2 separate regions of the Homo sapiens genome follow, and region 1 is linked to region 2. Evidence: read pairs that join two places in POLR2A ChIA-PET (ENCODE). Cell type or tissue: GM12878. All regions are shown on one strand.

Region 1 (5,000 bases), 610 kb before region 2:
GGGCCACTGTCTCTACAAAAAATAAGAAAAATTAACAGGTGTGTTGGTGCATGACTGTAGTCCCAGCTACTTGGGAGGCTGAGATGGGAGGATCCCTTAGGCCTGGGAGGTTGAGGTTGCAGTGAGCTGTGGTCACACAGCTGCACTGCAGCCTGGGCAACAGAGCAAGACCCTGGATCAAAAAAAAAAAAAATCACTCAATGAAACTTACTTTTTTTTTTTTATTGATTCCTTAACAGCACTATTCCAGGCATACAGAAAATTTGGATACGAACATGGGGTTGTTCTCATAATAATTCAGATGGAGAATATATGGCTGGACAGCTAGCTGCTTATGGCTATAAAATTACAGGTAATGAGATCTATAATATATTTTATTGATTAAATTTTTCAGAATTAAGCTTTTAGAGATAAATAGCCTAGCAGTTAAAGGGTATTTTAGCATGACAGTGATTTTAAGGTGAAACAGATAGTTATTACACATTTTGTAGATAACCATGGATGTCATATTTAAAAAAACTTTTTATTTTGAAATAAGTTTAGACTTTCAGAAAAGTAGTAAAATTAGAGAGTTCACATATGCCCATCACCAAGCTTCCCTTGATATTAACATCTTACGTAGTTGTAATATCATTAATAAACCAGGAAATTAACATTAGTGCATTTCTGTTATCTAAACTGTAGATCGTATTTGAATTTTACCAGTTTTCCCATTAACTTCCTTTTTCTGTCCCAAGATCTAATGTTGGGTCCCACCTTACATTTAGTTTCATGTCCCCTTAGTTTCCTCCAATCTGTGACAGTTTCTTAATTTTTTCTTGTCTTCTGTGACCTTGACACTTCTGAAGAAAACATTTCCTTGATATTTCTGATGAAAATGATTATTATGTAGAATGTCCTTCAACTTGAATTGGTCTTTTTCTCATGATTAGAATGAGGTTCTGGGTTTTTGGCAAGCAGAGAACAGAAGCGATACTATATTTTTCTCAGTGCGTCATATCGGGGTCATGATGTCAGTGTGTCTTATACTGGTACACTAACCCATGTCTGCTAGGTTTCTTTCCAATACAGTCACTGTTTTTCTCATTACAACTAATAAACATCCTATTTCTCCTCAACCTTTGGCCTGTTAATTTTAGTATCTACTGGTGGATCTTGTCTGCAACAGTTATTACTGTGGTGTTTACTTAATGGTGATTTTCTGCTATCTTGTTTTCTTTACATTTATATTTATTTATTTATTTATTTATTTATTTATTTATTTATTTACTTTGAGATGGGGTCTCTTTGTGCCCCATTCTGGAGTGCAGTGGCACGATCTCAGCTCACTGCATCCTCTGCCTCCCAGGTTCAAGCGATTCTTCTGCCTCAGCCTCCCAAGTAGCTAGGATTACAGGCATATGCCACCATGCCTGGCTAACTTTTGTATTTTTAGTAGATACGGGGTTTCACCATGTTGGCCAGGCTAGTCTCGAACTCCTCAGCTCAAGTGATCCACTCGCCTCGGCCTCCCAAAGTGCGGGGATTACAGGTGTGAGCCACTGCGCCCAGCCTCCTCTTTACATTTATTAATTGGAGTTTTTCTCTAAGGAAGAGCTGTCCATTCTTCTCCATCTTAATTAATTAATTAAATTTTTTTTTTTTAGACAGAGTCTCGCTTTGTTGCCCAGGCTGGAGTACAGTGTTGTGATCTCGGCTCACTGCAACCTCTGCCTCCGGGGTTCAAGGGATTCTCCTGCCTCAGCCTCCCAAGTAGCTGGGATTACAGGCATGCGCCACCACACCAGGCTAATTTTTTGTATTTTTTAGAGATGGGGTTTCGCCATGGTAGCCAGGCTGGTCTAGACCTCTTGATCTCAGGTGATTTACCTGCCTTGGCCTCCCAAAGTGCTGGGATTACAGGCATGAGCCACTGCACCTGGCCCGTCTTAGTTATTTCTATCAGTACAGACTCATGGATATTTATTTTATCCTGTGGATATAGTCTGATACTATCATTATGTATTATGCTGCTTGTTGTTCCAATCTTGGCCATTAGGATCTTGTTCAGGCTGGCTCCTGTGTCTTTTCAGCATGCCGGCATCTTTTTTTTGAGCACTTCTTTATTTCCTGGCACCACAAAATGTTCTAATCTCTCATATTTTCCCTTCCCCAGTCTTGGAAGCAACCAGTTTTCCAAGGAGTCCTGATTTTTTTCATTAAGAGAATGGCATTTAGAAAAGGGGATCTGGGCAGTCAATATGCTTGCTCGTTGCCACCGTGAGGTGTCGCTGTTGTGAGGTCCTCTTGGGGGATGGAGCTAGGAATTATGTATGAATAGTAACCCACACATATGCACGCATCTGTAGCTATTTCTGTATCTATTATGTGTACTAAATGGAACTATAATTCGAATGCTTTGTGACAGGCACTGACCCGGTGCTTTATGTATGTTATCTTGCTTAGTCCTTGAGTAGGAGGAAATATTGGCACCCCTACTTTACAGTTGAGAAAGGAGAGGTTGTGTCTTTTTTTTTTTTTTTTTTTTTTTTGAGACAGAGTCTTGCTCTGTCTCCCAGGCTGGAGTGCAGTGGCGCGATCTTGGCCCACAGCAAGCTCCGCCTCACGGTTCAAGGGATTCTCCTGGCTCAGCCTCCCGAGTAGCTGGGACTTCAGGTGCCCGCCACCATGCCTGGCTAATTTTTCATATTTTTAGTAGAGACAGAGTTTCACCGTGTTAGCCAGGATGGTCTCAATCTCCTGACCTCGTGATCCACTCGCCTTGGCCTCCCAAAGTGCTGGGATTACAGGCGTGAGCCACTGTGCTCGGCCTGAGAGGTTGCGTCTTATCTTAAATCACATATGCAGTGAAGTCCTTTGTCACTTCCAAACACTGCTCCTGACCATTGTTCTGTACCTCATGGCTGCCTTTGCATGTGTAATTGGCAAGTCCTAGCTATAAGACAGCATGTAATGATTAAGGAGGATTGGAAACCTAGTCCTTGTATCACCCTTTTTCCTTCAGTAACTAAAATATCTTTTTTTTTTTTTTTGAGACGGAGTCTCGCTCTGTCACCCAGGCTGGAGTGTAGTGGTGCAATCTCAGCTCACTGCAAGCTCCGCCTCCTGGGTTCATGTCGTTCTCCTGCCTCAGCCTCTCGAGTAGCTGGGACTACAGGTGCCCACCACCATGCCTGGCTAATTTTTTTGTATTTTTTTAGTAGAGACGGGGTTTCACCGTGTTAGCCAGGATGGTCTCGATCCCTTGACCTCGTGATCCACCCGCCTCGGCCTCCCCAAGTGCTAGGATTACAGGTGTGAGCCACCGCGCCTGGCCTAAAATACCTTATGTTATTAATTTTGTATTTTTTATAACATATTCTTTAGATGGCAAAATGAGTCTTAATATTTCTGTCCTTTAAGTTAAAAATGGTCAAAATATGCTTTCAGAATTACTTCTCTATATTCATTAGTAATTTTTAGTATAATTTAGCCTGGGCTTGCCTTACCATATTCTGATGGTGTAGTTTGAGTATTAAGAAAATAGAATTTATTTATTGATTTATATTTATTTATTTTTGAGACAGGTCTCACTATGTTTGCCCAGGCTGGCCCCAAGCTCCTGGGCTCAAGTGGTCCTTCTACCTCAGCCTCCCAAGTAGCTGGGACTACAGTTGTGTGCCTGGCTAAGAAAATACCCTAAGGAAAAAAAAAAAAAAAAGGCTGGGTGTGTTGGCTCATGCCTGCTGTAATCCCAGCACTTTGGAGGCCGAGGTGAGAGAGGGTGGGAGGGTCGCTTGAGCCCAGTAGTTTGAGACCAGTGTTGGCAACATAGTGAGACCCTGGCCCTGCAAAAATATTTAAAAAGTAGCCAGGTGTGTTGGTCTTTGCCTGTAGTCCCAGTTACTTGAGAGGATGAGGTGGCAGGATCGCTTGAGCCTGAGAGGTAGAGGCTGCAGTGAGCTGTTCTGTGCACAGCACTTCAGCCTGGGCAACAGAGTGAGATCCTATCTCAAAAAAAAAAAGGCCCTGAGATAATTTCCTAAAACATAAGGAAAATCAGATATTGACTTTTTCTATGTCATATTAAATATCTAATACATTTTAATTAAATTTTAATCCATTAGCAGTTTGTGTTTGGTCTTGTAACAGTACTTGTCTGTATAAAATAACAGTCCTGGTATGTTTATACAAGAATATTAGGTTTTGTTTTACACACCTAATTTTGTTTCTTATTTGGGAATAGTTAAAAAGAGAAAATAAGGAAGTAATTACTTGAATGGGAATTTTTTTTTTTTTTTTGCTAATGTAGCATAGTCTGTTGCTTTTATATATTATATGTATTTGTATTAATTTTATAAACTATTGATTGTTCCTACTTTAGAAATTCATAGTTGTTAATTCCAGCCTGGCTTGCATGCAGCAGACTGTGGGAATACTTTCTTCACTAGTCTAGGTGCTATAGGCCCAGGAAATATAAACAGAATTAGCTTTGATAAGACATTTAAGAAGTAAATCTCTACAGATTTTATATTTAAAGATTTGATATGAATGACTTCTGGATTACCTATGCCAGTAGTCACTTTCATTACTATGGAATAATGAGAATGTATAAAGTTTATTATGGCTTACTAGTTGATAATGTTTTCGTTAATCAAATGGAAACCTAAAATATTAAATGTATAACATAAAATAGGTATAAAATATACCTTATGTATAATGTATAGGGAGTTTATTGAAAACAGTATGCAGATAAATTATATCAAAATTAGTTCTCAGTAGTCATAGATATTTTTATCATTTGGGGAAGAAAGATTATGTGGGTATGTATTTGAAATTGCTGCTTTTAAATATGCAAATTCAGGATATAATTATTCTGTGTTAATACTTCATAAGGCCAGGTGTGGTGGCTCACGCCCGTAATCCCAGCACTTAGGAGGCCGAGGTGGGCAGATCACCTGAGATCAGGAGTTTGAGACCAGCCTGGCCAATGTGGCAAAACCCCGTCTCTACTAAAAATA
Region 2 (5,000 bases):
TCCAAATGTGCTCCAGAATATATTATAAAGGGACAGGGACGGATCTGAGTAAACATAAATCTGTGAAGATGTTCATTGCAGAACTGTTTATAGTAATAAAATGTAAAGAACAACCTAAATATCCCATAGTGGGTGATGAGTTAAATAAATGTTGCATTCATATGGCATAATGGTAGTGACTAAAATCATGTTATAGGAGAATATTTAGTGATAGGGAGGGGAGCGTTCACTGATATTTCAAAAACTGAAAATGTATTACGAGATAACATGTATGTGATCCTAATTTCATAAAAATTATTATTACACATTTGCTTAGGAAAAATAAGACTGAGCGGGGCATGGTGGCTCACACCTGTAATCCTAGCACTTTGGGAAGCTGAGGCAGGTGGATCACTTGAGCTCAGGAGTTTGAGACCAGCCTGGGCAACATGGTGAAACTCTGTCTCTATAAAAAATTTTTAAAAAATTAGCTGGGCATGGTAGCTTGTGCCTGTAGTCCCAGCTACTGGCAGGGCTGAGGTGGGAGGATAGCTTGAGCCCAGGAGGCAGAAGTTGCAGTGAGCCGAGATCGTGCCACTGTACTCCAGCTTGGGTGACAGAGCGAGACCCTGTCTCCAAAAAAAAAAAAAAAAAAGGAAAAATAAGACTGGTAAAATATACACTACAGTGTTAACACTAGTTATCTTTAGCAGAATCCCTTTTTTTCCTTTTTGTGCTTTTTCTATATTTTTGAAAATTTCTAAAATGAACATTTATTCCTTTTGTAAAGAAGGGAAAGAGAAAGGAAAGTTTTCCAGTGCCATTTTGTGGAGTGATGGGACAAATTTGTCTGAAAGGAATTGAAACGGGAATGGGAGGTTTAGAAGGAAGAACGATGGATGTAAGGAAGATAGTGAGACATGGATCAACTCTGAGCTGCAGCCACTGGAGAATTTGTGTGGTGGGATTACTAGAATTCAAGCAGCTGGAGAGGTGCAGAGAGATCCCTAGGAGCAAGACTGGTGTGCATGCTGCTGTGGTTGCTTTGGCATGGAATCCTTCTAAGAGTATCAAACTGTATAAAGTAGGTAGGAAACAGAACCTTGTATGCCTGGTAAACTTTGCCAAGGAGAAGGGTCTGCTCTCTGCCTAGGCTGGTTTTTCAGCATATGATTTAAGCATATTTTCCTTTGACTCTTCATATGTGTTTATTGATTTCTTTTTCTGCGCCATATTCTTTGTTTCTACTGTGATGCTTAGAGAGATGGTAGGTAGGGTGGAAAGAGATACGCTTTGAACTTGGCAGAATTCAGCCGACATAGATTTGATCCCTGCTCTATCACTTATGAGCTCTATGACCTTGGAAAAATTTGCTCCAGTGCTCCTAGCCAGCAGTGTTAGAATGATGCTGATAATAATCACCTTGCAAGGTTTTAAGCAAGATACATTTATGTAAAGTCACCAACTCAGTTCCTTTCACGATAATGGGCAGCCAGTAAATGTTACTTATTGTTCTCAAGATTGTCTTTTCTCAGCCAGACACTGTTGTATATATGCCTGTAATCCCAGCTACTCAGGAGGTTGAAGTGGGAGGATAGCCTGGAGTTTGAGACCAGCCTGGGCAACATAGTGAGATCCTGTCTCAAAGAAACAAACAAAAAACGAAAGATTGTCTTTTCTCATTGTTCTTTCTTGATTACACAAACACAGTGTGTCTTATAATTACAAAGCCATATGCTTGTGTTGATATCTTGTTTATTTGTTTTTGTAGTTTTTACTTAAGTAATATAAAAAAATAGCTAAGTGAAAATCTTCACGAATGAAAGCAACCTCTTTGTTTGTTCCTCGTCATCCTAACCAAAATCAGTAGTTTGATAGTACTTCTGTTTCATTATGACATACATCTACCAGTCACCTAACCTGGCCTTACTGAAACAAAACAGTCTTTGAGAAATGTAAGCACATCACTCAGCCTTGTTATGGAAAACTGGCAGAGCACCTGGGTGTGCCCAGAGGGACTGTGATTTCACTTCTCACTCCATAAGCAACATCCTTCTGTTGTGAATTAAATCTTCACAGTCAAAATCTGTGTCTGCATGTGCTTGTTTATTTGGAAAAGAAATGTTATTCAGAGAGGCATTTTATTTGTAATACTTGTGGAGCAATATGATATTAAGTGAGCTTAATATTGGTAGAGTGCTCTTTTCATTTTAAAGATTCTTCACATGCATTTGTTTTTCTTTCTGGCTTTCCTCTCTGTTATTAGGCCAACAGACAAGTTATATTTTATACATATGTGTCAGTATGATGCTTTACATGTGTTTATAACATATATGAATATGGTATATACTCTTCTGTTTGTGAATTGCTGTGCATATCTGAGGATACGCATGTTAGTGAACTGGTTTCAATTTACACAAGGAGGTTTCTTTTTTCTGCTTTCATCCAACCTTTATTGAGGACAGTAAATACTGCCTCTTATCTCCCATCCCAAGCTGAGTTCAGCATCTGGAGAAGCTTAAGGTCCCAATGCATCAAATTATCTTGCTCAAACTGTTGTTTATTACAGTCAATTTTGTCCTGTCACTCCAGTGGCAGAATGTCAAAGCTTTTCTTTGCATTGCCTTCAGCTTTTAGCCTCTGCAGGGATCTGATATGCTGCTCCTGCTTTGCCAGGGGGTGGGTTGGAGGGGACTCAAAGGGTCATGATGAAGCTCCAAGCCAGATAACTACAGCACTGGTTAACCTCCTTGCTAAAGCTGGGAAGGGTTTATGCCCCACCATTTCACTCCCTGGACCACAAACATGCACTTCATTTTATGAATGTCTGTTAATTTCCTATGTTTCCATTTCTTTTCTTTTGAGACCTGTGTAACCACAAGCAAAGCATGTATGATGGTATTCATAGAAGAATAGACAGTGTAAGTCTAGAAACTTAATGTGAATTTTGTCACTGACAAATATGTATTCTGTAATCTGAACAGTTTAATTTAGATAAATAGTTTATCTTTTAAAACTCTGACTAGAATAAACATTCACATGAATTTCCCATTTAAGTGTTTAAAACTTCAACTTCTAACCTTTTTTTCAGTTAGAAACATATATGTACCTAATTATTTCTTTTTAGTTTTATATAATTGTGATCATGTGTATAATTATACATGATGTAGCTTTCTGGGATGAAGTTTTGTTGTGACAAAAGGTGCTTTCCAAATACGTTTTTGTTTTGACCATTGTCAACATAGTTAATAATCTGTAGAAGTTTGCCTAATGCCTTCCTCTGGGGCTTCTTGACCTTGTTTTCTGAAACCTCCTTTTTTTTTTTTTTTTAATTTTTTTAATGACTCCTGTAATGTCTCATCAAAAAAAGCAGTTTCTATAGTATTCTTGAAAAATGAGTGTAATAGAGTTGGGGATGATAAATATATTTCCAGGATGGAATACAACTTATTCAGATAAGAAAAAATCTGGCAATAATGAAACATTTCACACTGATTATAAGCTAGGAAATATTCCTGTGTTTCTACTTAAAATCAGCTTTAGCCCAAGCAACCTCTTCTTTTGCTTGGACTATGGAAGTTGCCTTCTGACTGGTCCCTCCATACCCATTCTTGTTCCTCTCTCGAATCTGTTCTTCCAAGGGAAACTAGAATGATCTTTTATACAAGCTGTCATAGCAACCTGTGACACTACTCTTCATATACATCACACTTGCCATTTTATATGTGTGTGATTATTTGATCACTGTCCATCTCCCTTACTAGATTGTAAGTTCCAGAAGGGCAGAGGCCATGCCTGGCCTATGGTAGATGCTCAGTGAAGAGTTATGGGACACTTAAATGAAGACAGTCAGATCTGTACTAAGTTTTGTGTTGTGAAAGTATGTCCTCAGTTGTCCTGGTTTACACGGTTCTCACAGATAATCCACTCTGAACAGCGACACCTAATTCACTTAACCACCACTTGGTTGAGATCTTACCTCCTGTTCTGAGTCCGCACCATAGGCTAGCCTTTTAAAAATTAAACCCTTACTTCAGGCAGAGTTTGAGATTCAAAAATTTCTCCATAGTTCCACCCAACCCAGATTGGGTTTGAGAATATGCTTATGTAACAGACAAGAGTGGGAGATTATTGACTTCCTAGCTGCTCTTGAAAAAGATCTTTGCAATGAGGCCTGATTATTTTCATATCATGTATTTCCAGAACAAGCAATGTGCAAAAACCCTCTGTGACACCAAATGTATAGGATTTGTTCTTGTGATTTTGGGCTACTTTTTGCATGTCTCAGTTTTCAACAGTTCTCTGAGGAAGCACTTTGCTTATTTGGCAAAATAAGCATATTCGTGGTCCACATTGCAGACCCGCTTTAAGTCACCTATCTCCAGGTTTGAAAGTTTCCGTGGAAGAATCAATAAGTCGCTTTTGGCTCTAAAATGGCTCCTGAGCAGTCACCTTTTTGTTTTCATCCCATCTGTTGTTTTCGAATGGGAAATAAAGATTTTCTTTTTTTTCTTTTTTTCTTTTTTTTGAGATGAAGTCTCGCTCTGTCACCCAGGCTGGAGTACAGTGGCGCAATCTCGGCTCACTGCAACCTCTGCCTCCCGGGTTCAAGTGATTCTTCTGCTTCAGCCTCCTGAGTAGCTGGGATTACAGGCGCCCACCACCATGCCCAGCTAATTTTTGCATTTTTAGTAGAGACGGGGTTTCACCGTGTTGGTCAGGCTGGTCTCGAACTTCTGACTTCGTGATCTACCCTCCTTGGCCTCCCAAAGTGCTGGGATTACAGGCGTGAGCCACCGCACCCAGCCAAGATTTTTTTTTTTTTATTCACTGTAATTTTTGGACACAGACACACACACACACACACACGTGTGTGTGTGTGTGTGTGTGTCTGTGTCCAAAAATATATATATATGTATATATATTTTTTAACTTTAATTTCTGGTATACGTGTGCAGAACATACAGGTTTGTTACATAGGTATACATGTGCCATGGTGGTTTGCTGCACCTGTCAACCCG

What was found. ChIA-PET counts read pairs that join two places held together with the same protein. Peaks named below come from ENCODE experiments on the same cell type or tissue, not always from the same donor. Only the 100,000 strongest peaks of a DNase experiment are listed, where the experiment ranks them.
Region 1: POLR2A ChIA-PET joins it to region 2 with 5 read pairs; 3 of 35 experiments call an interaction of 5 or more read pairs at or near these places.

What each region holds. Positions count from the first base shown.
Region 1 is chr6:20,548,354-20,553,353 of GRCh38, forward strand. CDKAL1 (CDKAL1 threonylcarbamoyladenosine tRNA methylthiotransferase) reads left to right here. Exons shown (of 16, transcript NM_017774.3): 4 at 240-352. Among named protein-coding and RNA genes, the nearest start is that of CDKAL1, 16 kb to the left of the region's middle. In GM12878, no CTCF peak of the experiment used is centred here; no DNase peak of the experiment used is centred here.
Region 2 is chr6:21,155,809-21,160,808 of GRCh38, forward strand. The region is part of intron 13 of CDKAL1 (CDKAL1 threonylcarbamoyladenosine tRNA methylthiotransferase); the gene reads left to right. Among named protein-coding and RNA genes, the nearest start is that of LINC00581, 350 kb to the right of the region's middle. In GM12878, no CTCF peak of the experiment used is centred here; DNase peaks (open chromatin) are centred at 1,933, 3,223 and 3,903; H3K27ac peaks cover 1,417 bases.